Linked DNA regions of Homo sapiens: region 2 is linked to region 1. Evidence: chromatin contacts called from ENCODE Hi-C data. All regions are on one chromosome and are shown on one strand. Each heading gives the region's core, a stretch centred on a gene start or an enhancer-like site at or near the end of the contact. The rest is flanking DNA. Distances are from core to core; before and after follow the strand shown.

Region 1 (6,012 bases), core at 1,232-3,731:
TAAAGATTCTCTGAAACTGAGGGTCTCCTGGCAGTGATCACCTCAGTGGTTGTAGGGGGCCTGTGGGAGGGTGAGGGGGTCCAGGGCCTCTGCGTGGTGGGAAAGGCAGTGGTGGTCATAGGTCTTGCAGCAACTGTTACCGCCCGGGACGTGGACCGAGTCACTGTTGTGGCTGGGGCAGGAGGAAGGGTGGTGGCTCTGGGGGTTGAGGGAGGTTGGGGCAAAGCTGGTGCAGTGGCGGCCAGTTTTCTCAGGACCTTCACCCGACTCTCTCTGGTTGGTGGGACTTGTGCTCTCCTTGGGTCCTCTTTCTTCTTCTCGCTGCCCAGGCTTGGCCTTCCTGCTCCCCCTCCACCGTCATTCCCCTCCGCCACCACCTGGCCCTCTACACCAGAGGCCTTACATTTCTGGACAAAGCCCTTCTGCCTGATCTTCTCGATCCTACGGATGGGGCCTTGGTCGATGACCTCGTACATGGCTTCCAGCCTAACGGGATATGGATAGCGCTCCTCCACCTGCAGCGTCTTCTTCAGCAGCACCATGCCAAACTTGCCCTTCTCCAGCTTCAGGAAGCTCATCAGCTTAGGGATGAGGCTAGGGTCCAGGGGCTGCTCCAGGATCTGGCCCTCGCTGGTGATCCTTCTCACCTTGCCTCCTTCCTCACCTGCCTGGTGGAAGAGCACAATCTGTTGGATGTGCCTCTCCGCCAGCTCACAGTACACATCGTCCTTCAGCAGGCTCATCATGAGGCGGTAGTAGCCTTCCGAGGCATGAGGGGCTGAGATGACCCATACTCTGTTCTTCCCTGCAAAGCTGGCAAGGATGTTGGGAGAGCTGGACCCCGAAGGGAAACGCAACATTCTTGACCGAGCTGAGGACCCCTCATCTCTGATCATCTCACGCGGAGAGCCCCTGGCTGCTGGTCTTTGCTCAGGTCTCACGGCGGCCCCATTGATGTCCGAGCGGGCTGGCGGCTCTGTTGGGCGAGCTAGTCTCAACACGGGCACACTCCTCCTTCTCTGGAGAGGCTGAAGGTTTGGTTCCTCCAGAGTGGATCTCTCAATTCCGCGAGACCTCCCAGTGTGCCTCAGAAACCGAGCTGGCCTACTGCTGTCCGGAGAAACCAAAGGCACTTTCCGTCCTCCGTGGCTGCCTCTAATAGTGGCATGGGGGTGGGGTTCTGATCCACACACTAGCCACATGGCCAACAGCATAGTGAAACGGGGTCCCATTCTCCATGTCATTGTGTAATCCACTTTGCGATGCACGGAGGTCATAAAACAAAGGGGAGGGGGAAAAAAGAAAGAAAATTATTTATCTGGAAACAGAGCTGGTCATTTTCTTTTTCTGTATCTCAGCCAAGGGGAGGGGAAAAGGTTGGTTAGAGAGAAGGAGGGAGGTCAGGAGATGGAAAATGGGATGAGATCCTGTTACTTTCAATCCCCTATAATTTGTTAGTGTTTAACAGAGACAGTTACATTAAGCAGGAAATCCAATTCAGTTTCCCAGTCAGCATGCTTGTACTGTTTCAACTAATGCTCTGGATGCTCCAAAGAAAATGCAAACTAGCATATTAATTATGACAACATTCACATTTCATTCCTTCAAAATAAGCAATAAAGAAACAAATAAACAGATCAAAGACAGAAAAGATTACACACTTACATGGTGGCTCATAGAGATGGAATGCAGAGGGTTGCAAAAGAAATCAGAAGTTTGGTTCCCAGGACAGTTTCCTAGATGAACTACTTTTCCTCCCAGCCCTCTCTCTCTTTACCGAGGGTGAGCAATACAAAAGGGGTGTGCTGCAGCTCCAGCTTTCAGAGTACCGCCACAGATCCACAGCCTGTCCTGATCTGAGAGCTGAGCCGATGCCTTTTCTTTCTGGCTGTGTCTTTTTACCTTCTGGACAAGTAGGATGAGGTGAAAGGAGCTGTCCTTCTAAGTCTTTGTATCTCCATTTGTCTGCAGTTTCTCCTCGGTCTCGTGTGTCTGTGTGTGCCAGTCCCTTGTGCTGACACAGGACGTCCCTTAAAGTCCAGTCCTGGCGATTTCTGAATCTCACTCTTTCCCTCTTTAAAGTTCCAGGATCCTTCTTATCTCCCTTTCCCCCATAGTCTGGCTTAGTCTCTTTGTTTCCGGGCGTAAAAGCACTGGGATTAATATGTTTTCCAGGCTGAGGGAAAACACAGGAATGTGATGTCGAAAAGGGACTTTTTTTTTCTTTCACTGTGCTTCTCTCCTCCCTTTATTTCTCCCTACCTTTTTCCTCCTCTTTTTCTTCTTCTTTTTCTTCTTTCTCTTGCCTGGATTCAGTCCCAGAAATGTTAGGACTACCTCAGTTTTGCTCCAAACCAAACTCAAACAACAGCAGCCACTGGAAATCAAGGAAACTTCACTAAGAATTTAACAGATCAGCAAAACACCGCCTCCTTCCCATTTTAGCACGTTCAGAGTGGACTCAGTGAGGAGTGAGAAGGCTGTTCTTTGGGGTGGGGTAAAGTTTTTAAACTCCACACATCATCATAAATCACTTTAGAAGAGGATGACTGGTGCCTTAACCCCTTCCAAACCAAGTCATCGGGGTAACTTCTCTTCCAGTCTGTTCTTACACTGTACTTTGGAAGGAGAAAATTCTCAGATTTCTGCATCAGGCTACATTCTTTTCTTAGAGACAGATACTCATTTGGGTCAGGGTGCTTGGCTGTGCTGACACAGACAGTATATATGTATTTATAGTCCCATGTGTATATTCTTATATCTTTCTCCCTGCTTTGTGCTTTTAGTTTGAGGTTGGAAAAGCCCATGGAAAACATGACTAGGTTGTTTTTATTTTATGCTAATTGGGGATCATATTACTGTGTTCTTGGTCCTAGTTTCTCCTCGGCATGGAAGGAAGCTGGTAAAAGGTTAGAAATGCAGGCAATGGCTGCAAGTCGAGATTGCAGTTGACTGTTACATCAGGGAACAGGCATTATGATCTCTAGCTTCAAAGCTCTGGCTGCAGATGGTAGACTAAGGGCTCCCTTGGAGGTCCCGAGTGTGTGTGTTTGTGTGTGTGTGTGTAGTGCAATATTTTCCTCTGCAGAGACTTTAGATGTCTGAAGGGCTTTAGGCAATCCATAGAAGTAGACTTATCAGGTTCTGAAAGAGAGAGTGAGGCAGCTTTGGGATTCCACCTCCTGAGTCTGCCATAAGGATTCAATGGAGAAGGAAGGGGTCTCAGGTTACGTGGATATTTCTTCCGGCCATGCTGGGCGAGCTGACTCTCCATGTCACTATTAACTGCCACCAACAGTGACAAGCCAGGGTTCTCAGAAACCTCCTTGCCAGCTCAGTCATGCTAATAGCGTCCCTCACTGGATCAAACTTCATCCCTAGTTGTTATGCCTTGATCAGCCCCATCTTGCCCTGGTCACATTTGACTTTTTTCACATAAGCTACGAGCATGGAACTGAGAAAGTCCTGTATAGAGGTTAACTATAGAGTTGCCCGGCCACACCTTGAAGTCCCAGGGGTACCAAGAAGGATGGCCAGCCCTGCTGTGGCATTCTCTCAGACACTTGTAAGGATAATAACAAAAGTGGGCTTCAGGCAGAGACCCTCTGTCCACTGGAGTCATAGATTGCAGCCTTCGTGGTATTCACCTGTTGGGTTGATCAACCTAGCCTTGTGCTAAGTTGGAGGGTCCTAGATGTTACTTCCTTTCTCATAATTTTCTAAGGCGTCCTACACTATCCTTACTGAGCTTTCTCCCTTCTGGCTTTTCATTTCCTCTTCTCTTCTCTCTGCTTATAACAACTACCATTTATTGAGCATTTACATGTGAAGCTTTGGGCTTAGTATTTTTGTGAATTCTTTTATTTAACCCTCACAGTATCCTTAGAAAGTAAACAGAATGATCCTCATTTTATAGATGAGCAAACTGAGGCTTGGTGAGTTTAAATAAATTGCCTATTGTCCCACAAAAGGTAAGCAGTAGCTCTGAAATTTGAACCCAGGTTTAGAACAGCCTACAAAGCGTGATGCTATCCTGCCTCTCTCTTTAATTTTCTACTCATACCTTCAGTTTTTTCCCTTCCTTCAATTCCTTTTTGCATTTCCCACATTCGTAGAAGAGTTTCATTTATTTGTTCAACCAGAGTACTTACACTTTTAGAGTCCTACTGTCTGGGATAATTGTGTAACTGTACTTTTTGCTTTTCTCAATAGGTCCTTAAAGCCCTTTATTATTTTTCTTGAATAAGTCATGACTTACACAAACCTCTCCATGATGTGCACAACATTTGTCACCTGTGCGCTGGTAAAGCTGAAATACAGCCACTTTAGCAACCCCGAATTGACCATGAGGAGCCACCCCAACCCTGGGTTGTGCCTGTCTTCCTAGGACCTCAGGCTTTCTTCCCTCTGTGAGCTTCAGTCACCAGATGGCGCACTAAACACACACACCAGAGAGGACCTAACACTCCACCGCCGCCGTTAGTCCCCACCCCACACCCAACTCCTTCCCCCAGTCTCTTCTCACACACAGATACATACACACACACTGGCAAAGTGGGGCTTCTCATGCTTGTTTTCATCTCAATGCCTAAACGCTTACCTGGGGCTTCAGAAAATCCTCCTGAAGAAGTATTGGAGGCACGTACCTAATAAGAGCAATGATAAATTCTCATTCATTCATTTCCGGGGAGATCTATAATGATTAATGGCTTGTAATAATTCTCAATTTCAAGTCCGTTATTTAAGAGCTCCATATTTTGTAAGTCCTCCATTTAGATCTTTCTATTTTTCTGCAACTGAAGAAACAATTAACCAATTAGTGCTAGGGGTTGGGGGAGGGTGGTGGGGGTTGGTGATATCTGAAAGGAAGACATTGATGTTGAGTCAGAAAAAGGTGAAAGGAAGAAAATGTTAAAGTAGACTTTAGAAATGCTAATTTGGGAATTAATTGATAGGAAACTACCTGACATTTGTTTTGTAGTAATTTGTGGGGAGGAAAGGAAAGAATGTACAAACTAGAACTGCTTTAGAGAAACTAGGGTGGGGATAGTTATTTGATGAAAGCTGGAGTGAATGTAAGAAGGCATCCAAAAAGGAGTGTGCTAACTGGTCAGACCCACACTAATCCAAGACTTCAGCAACCTGGGACCAAGGCTCAGGGTAACACGCTGTGACAGGCACGCTAGAGAAACCAGGGTTTCTGTCACATGCCGTTGGTTCTCTTGCACAAAGTAACACTCAGAGATGTTACTGAACTGAATTCTATTGCTAAAATAAAAAAGCATTTGCTTAAGAAGAAACAAGAATAAAAAGAAAAGGAGGGGATAACAGCATGCTGTTCAGTGTGGTTTTGGAGGGAAACCACCTCTCCTGCTCTGTGATCATCAGTATCCCCAGCAAGAAAATTAGCTGAGCCATTTTATCACACCTTTGTGGCAGAAGCACAGACAATACTCACACTGAGGAGGCTATGTGTTTTTCCTTCCCATTTGCAGAACTCAATCAAATGTTCAGTCTTAGGCTGCATTTGTGTCCTTCAGAATGAAAAAAGAATTCTTCTCTTTCTCAGTATTTTCAGTGTAGGACAGACTAAATAAATAAGTTGCCAGGTCAGAGAGAAAGCCAAAGATGACTATTAATGCAGGGTGCTGCTGCAGCCCAGGTGATACCAGTGAGCTGGGGGTTTCCCAGGTGCCAGTGGGACCTTGACCCCAGCCAGTGTCCAGGCTCTTGACACTGTCAAAAGAATGAATTCAAGGATATTCTAATCTGCCACGTCAAGAGTCTCCTCAATTGTGTTGACCATGCCTTTTATGGGAGCTGCCAGGGACCTCAAGCCCCTTCAGTCTCAGTTATGGCCATTACGGCACTGGGTGGCCTCCTCTCCCTTCAGAGCTGAGAGCAATTCCTTTTCCAATGGCCCTCCTGCTTGCAGTGAGGACAGGGTCTGGGTGGGCTCCCTTGGCTGGGACAGTCCTTTCTCCAGTGTCCTGACTTCTCACACTTGGAGCA
Region 2 (6,012 bases), core at 2,235-4,734, 760 kb after region 1:
AGACATATTTTTATTAAGAGTTCCTACTTACAGTCCAAGGCAGTTGTGGCCATGAGATAAGTGAGAGGAGAAACAGCCACGGCTTCAATAGCTCCAGAATGGAAGGAGAAGAGGCATTCTGGGTCCTGGGTCTGAGAATAGATAGACAGCTTACTAGATCTCAAAGACAGAGTAACAAAGAATTAAGATCAAGTTTAAAAAAATGCAAAGATAAAAATATAACACATGTGATTTTATTTGGATAGAAATAAGAAAAAGCCTAAAAAGTTAGAAAGAACACTGGTTCAGAATTAGGAGAACCAGATAGAGTCCTGGGCTTTGTCCTTAATGGCTGTGTGATTTTGCGCAAGTCACCTCAAATGCCAGTTTCCATTTCTTCATCTGTAAAATGAGATGGTAACAGCTGCTTGTCTACTAAATAGGGTAGTGATGAGGATCACATGAGATAAAATACATGAAAATTCTATATATTTATAAAAACTATAAAGTACTATATAATGTTAGGTATTGACACGGCCACTTTTCTGGTAAATTGTGTTATGAGATAGATTCTTTTTTATGTAAAATCATAACGAGAGAGAGAATTCTCAAGAGTAGCACATGTTAGGCAAGTTTTTTATGAGGACCATGATGAAATATGGAGAAAGATAAAGAATACTTTAAAGACAAATAACAAAAGTTTTTACTATGAAAGTTAGGAGAAAATAAGAATAATAGGCAACTTACAATATTTGAAAAACTAAGGTCAAGCTTCCATATGGCTCCATTGGCATCCTAAAAAAATTAAATAGTATTTTGTTTTATCATTTTAAACTTTCATCAGATTTTTTAAATGTTCTTTCTATGTTTTATTAAAGTAAGGACAAGCAATAATATCAAAAGCTCACATATATTTTAAAGTATAATTGAAATTTAATAAAAACAACTTCTATATTTTAGACTAAAGCCACACAATAAGCAATCTCATAACACTTACAGTCAAATGGACTTGTAGCCAAATCAATCATACTACTACTTTAATTTTTGGTCCATGTAATGTTAAAGAGCCAAGAGACAAGAATGCAACACACCTGAGCCAACCAAAAGTTATTTCCAGTTTCATTCATTTTTATCATAGAGAAGAGATTCACATTCTTGTCTACTTGAAGTTCATTAATAGGCTCAATCTCCAACAATCCAGTCTCATCTATTACATCAGCAGTGTCTATTGTCTCAAAATCCCATATCTTGTAAAATGAAAAGAAAATACTTTAATCGATCAGTAGTTTCTGAACATTTATTTTCTAAGCCAGAAAAACCCTGATTTTTTTTTCAAAAGTCATTTCTTTTTCTTTCATGAAAAGTAACAATGAACAAGTGTGATAAGAACACCAGCCAAAACCTGACCCCTGAAATTTTACTCTGAACTGAGGTATGATAAGCTATTATAGTTTCCTTTATATTTATAAAGATTAGTGAGAAAGTACAGCCTTGCATAAGAATTCTAATTTATCCAAAACAAATTTTATTTCAAGGTTTCTATTAGGTCTCTTTTTACATAAAGTGGCCATAGGAGTATATGGTTCAGTTGTTCAGCAAGACATTATAATGAACCCTGTTTTCTACATACCAGCAGGCCCCTGGAAGGGGGAAATATACCTTCTTGCTTAATGACTCAAGCACTATCTCATTAGAAGCAAAGAATATAGATGTAGATAAAGTCTCCATTAGAAAATGTTTCTCTTCCTGAATATTAATATTTCACACTTTACTATCTCATTGGGAAAATCTGGCATTTCCCCAAGTGCATACCACCAAACATGTCTCAGTAAGTGAGACAGTAAATGTTACTATCTGACAGTGAGACAGTGAAGTGTAGATTGTTGTTCATTGGGAGAGGAGTCTAGAATACTATAGGAAGAGTGAAGGAGCACAGTTTTACCTCACGGTGGCAGGGAGGCTCAGCAGGACCTCCCCTGTGAGGGGCCAAAGCTCATTCTGGACAGTTCTGGCAACATACCCTGCCATGTGATCCTAGACTGAATAACTGAGACTTTGAGAAAGGAACTCTGGGAAGACTGTCCCATAGATTAGCCTGGTTGGGGGAAGAGGGAAATATCTGAGGGTCAGGGTTAGGGTTAAGGATCAAACTAGGATCAGACTAACCCCTGGGAGTTGGGCTAGGTTTTTTCTATGGGGTAAGAGGTAAAGATTTACTGTGTGAAGGACTGAAAAGACAAGGACAGACTCTGAAAAGAGAAGCAAGCTTAGGAAATACTGGTGTCCATGAAGGGATCCTCTGTGAAATATTTAACTTCTTTTCTCCTGAGGTTTTCTCCCACTTGGTATTTAGACATTTTGGGGTAACGTATATCTTGGAAAGATAGCAAATATATCATATGACAAAATAAAGGACACAAAAGATTCTCAGAGAAATGTGTGAAATCTAACAAGATTAAATTTAATATTGTAAATGTAAAAAACATACACTGGGGCTCAAAAAGCCAGTGGTAAGAGGACCCACTGTGGGAGATATGGGTTAAACAATATTAAACACAGTAAGCTCAATCGGTGGCAACAGAGTGACCAGACTCTTAAAAAAGAAAAAAAAAAGAATCTTACTTTTGATAACATTTCTTAAAGAATGTCAATAGAACACTGCCACTTTCTTATGAAAGGCCCCACTGAAAATATCTACCAAGAGGACTACAAGGCAAATCACAAGGCTACAGGTTGACCAGCCACAGCACAATACTCATTAACAGAAAGTGCTACACAGAGTGGGTGGAAGAAGTGTGACAATAGCAATCAAGGGGACTTAGATGCTGGAGCAATGTTCCAGCTTAGCCCAGGCTTTGGGCAAGAGAGTGTCCCCAAGAGAAAGCAAGTGAGGTCCCTAGCATAAGGAGCAAGAAGAATGTAGCATCCATAGGCAAACTCCATCAGTTCACCTCTGGGTGTATTTCTAAGTGGTAACCTCAGTAAAAAATAACTAACAAATGTTCAGCACCTTTGTTCCTACAAAATGGCCCATTCATATGGAGCCTTTTGGAAGGATATGTGGGTCTACTGTTCATCTTGTGCTAACATGAGTTTTCATCTTCTGAAGCTATTATTTCAACAGAATCAGAATAACAAGAGGCCCTCTCAAAAAGTTTCAGTGGTAAAATGCAGTAAATTAATTTTGACAAGAATGCAAATATTTACCACAAGAGAAGCATTATTTAAAGTGAGTTGGCCTTGGGAGTAAATGACTACTGATCTCCTTCACAAAATAACCTTTATGAGAAATAAAACCCTTTGGGTGAGCTACAAGTCTTAAACGTGGGTGCTACCATCCAAGTATCGAGAAAACTTACCCTAACATATCCATCTGACCCAACAGTGATAACTTCACCCTCATACAGCATTATCTGGTTAATGGGACCATTGTGACATGACTTGCTTGTCCCTCGACAGAGCTCCACTTTGATCAGACCACCTTCCCAAAGCAGCATGTTGCCCCATTCTGACCCTGAGAGCACCTGGCAGGTATGTGGAAAAAAGAAATGTGCATTAAAACAGGTAAGTGTACATATTTATGCCTCAAATAGTAGGTGAAAATTATTTTTTAAGGTTATCTTTATTGATTATAAAATTTTTAAATGGAAAAATAAAAAAATACAGAAATGAAGACCTACTACCCCAGACACAACTACCAATAACATTTTGATGTATTTCCTTCCAGCAATATGATCAGTTTTACATCTTTTTGATTAGGCTGTATGTTGTTGGTAATTGTTCATGTATGTATACAATAGACTTCTTGGTACATCTCTTAGGACAAAAGACAGGAGTGGAATTAGATGAGAGTCTACTTTTTAAATGTAATACTATCAAATTTTAGATGTTAGATAACTTGTAAGGCCAGTACTGAATTAAGTAGATTATAGCATAATAGTATCCAATTTCAAACAAGGATAATCATCTAAAACTTTTCTCAAATTAGCCTGTTTAATCTGGCATTTTCCCAAGTGCATGCCACCAAACATTAGTTGTTAAGATATTTAACAAGTGTCACAAATAAAGTAATATTTATTGAGTACTGACTCTGTACCAAGCACTGGTTCAGTACTTTATATATGTTAAGTTATTTAATGCAAAAAACCATATGAACTAGGTACATTTATCAGGGATACCATGTACACTTGTGCATGTTGGTTACCTCATTCTCCTAGAACAAACAGCTTTTTCTGACCCCCGCAAAGGAACCATATGGGCCAATGATAGCCCTGACTATTATTATCCCCATTTTACAGAGGAGAACATTGAAGCACAAAACAGTTAAGTAACTTGCCCAAAACTACCCAGTCAGCATTCTAATCCAAGCAAGGTGGCTCAAAACCTCCTATTCTGACTGCACAGCCTCAGAAGGCTGTTGCTAGGATAAACAAAGTCAAACAACTTTATTTTCTCTAGGACCCCTGGGAACTTTTAATAGAGAAGTATTTGCTGGGAATCACCAAGAGGAATTTTTAGATACAAAGGAATTTGACTTAAAAAGTCTTATTTTTATGGAGCTTCTGTACAGACTGATGTTCCATAAAAATGCACTTTGGGAAACTCTATTCTAATTTTTACCTGCATGCTCTAGAGGTCTACATTTCCATTTCCCCCTTATCTAGAGAAACTGATGATTTTATTCAGTCCTTTATCTCTTGGGTCTACCTATTTTTTAACAACCCTACCGACTTTACTGATTCTGTTCTTAAGCCTCAGCCATTTATGGTAGAGTCTTTAGACTTATTTTCTTCTGTCCAGTGATGAAAGCCAGCAGTGATGACAAAAACCTACAAAGCATTCCTTTATGAAATGTGACTCATATCTAGCTTCCCTTTTCCATTTGTTCTGAGAAGTCTAGGCCCTTGATCATCTCTTTTTAGATGACAGCAACAGCTTCTGTTCTAGCTCATTTCCTTGACTCCAGATTTCCCTTCTAATCAACCTGGCATTTTATGGCCAAATTTGTTTATTACTTCTTTCATTTGCAAGTCTACTCTTCCCATGTAGAGTAGTTCTGCCTACCTATTAAACTCCTTGTACACTAGGACCAAGTCATACTTCTCCACTGAAATTCTCCACTTTTTGCCAACATAAATGGTTAATTCCAATTTGCCCTCTAAAAATTTGATATTTATTTCTAATGCTAAACATTTCCTTCAGTTGCTCTATCATTTAAAATGGCTTATTTCTTCCCTATATCTATACAAATTCTACCAACCCTTTAAAAAATATATCTCATACCAGGTTTTTAACAAGGATTCTATTGATCTTTATCTTAGCTTAATTCTTACAGTATTGAGAATTTGAAGCTGGGATGATTTAAGATCATCTCATGGATTTAGACATATAGTTTCGCCAGCATCCAAGGCTTTTTACTTCCTCCTATATACCATGCTTTTGAATTGAGAATATTCAGTCAGGTAGATGACTAGACAACTTGGTTCCTTAAATATTTGTGTGCTGGCATTTACTTACAACTGAGATTATCACAAATAATAATGTATAACTCATTCTAATAGGAAGCTATGTAAAATATTGATAGAGAACTAATCCTAATTAACTATTGTTTCAGGCAATATGCCTATAAATTTTATAAGAGAAAGAAAGGAAAGAAACTAACAATATTAAAGAATAAATTAACAGATTACAGTTGCAGTGTTGCAGATGCCTCTATAAAGTGGTTTGCTCTTTCTGAGTAATAATCTGACAATAAAAATAAATGCCACATGGTTGTATATAACCTTTGACCCAATAAGTCTTCTTGGATCACGATAGCAAGACAAAATGGGGAAAAGTAAGTAACATAAATACTGCAACTCTGTGACATAACTGAAAGTAACAAATATTTGGGAGGCCGAGGTGGGCGGATCACGAGGTCAGGAGATCAAGACCATCCTGGCTAACACGGTGAAACCCCGTCTCTACTAAAAATACAAAAAATTAGCCAGGCATGGTGGCAGGCGCCTGTAGTCCCAGCTACTCGGGAGGCTG

Evidence for each region. A loop is a pair of places that touch in the nucleus more often than their neighbours do.
Region 2: a map of sigmoid colon shows a loop between it and region 1 (3-fold over the local background). The contact joins the promoter of CFAP44-AS1 here to the promoter of CCDC80 in region 1. A Hi-C loop is called at or near these places in 1 of 168 maps with a recorded cell type or tissue (sigmoid colon).

What each region holds. Positions count from the first base shown.
Region 1 is chr3:112,638,662-112,644,673 of GRCh38, forward strand. It overlaps CCDC80 (coiled-coil domain containing 80), which reads right to left and starts at 2,482. Exons shown (of 8, transcript NM_199511.3): 1 at 1,666-2,482; 2 at 1-1,255. The coding sequence starts at 1,244.
Region 2 is chr3:113,400,514-113,406,525 of GRCh38, forward strand. It overlaps CFAP44-AS1 (CFAP44 antisense RNA 1), which reads left to right and starts at 3,485. Exons shown (of 6, transcript NR_046728.1): 1 at 3,485-3,543. CFAP44 (cilia and flagella associated protein 44) reads right to left here. Exons shown (of 35, transcript NM_001164496.2): 9 at 3,339-3,503; 10 at 1,071-1,226; 11 at 727-774; 12 at 32-131. SPICE1-CFAP44 (SPICE1-CFAP44 readthrough (NMD candidate)) reads right to left here. Exons shown (of 52, transcript NR_183050.1): 27 at 3,339-3,493; 28 at 1,071-1,226; 29 at 727-774; 30 at 32-131.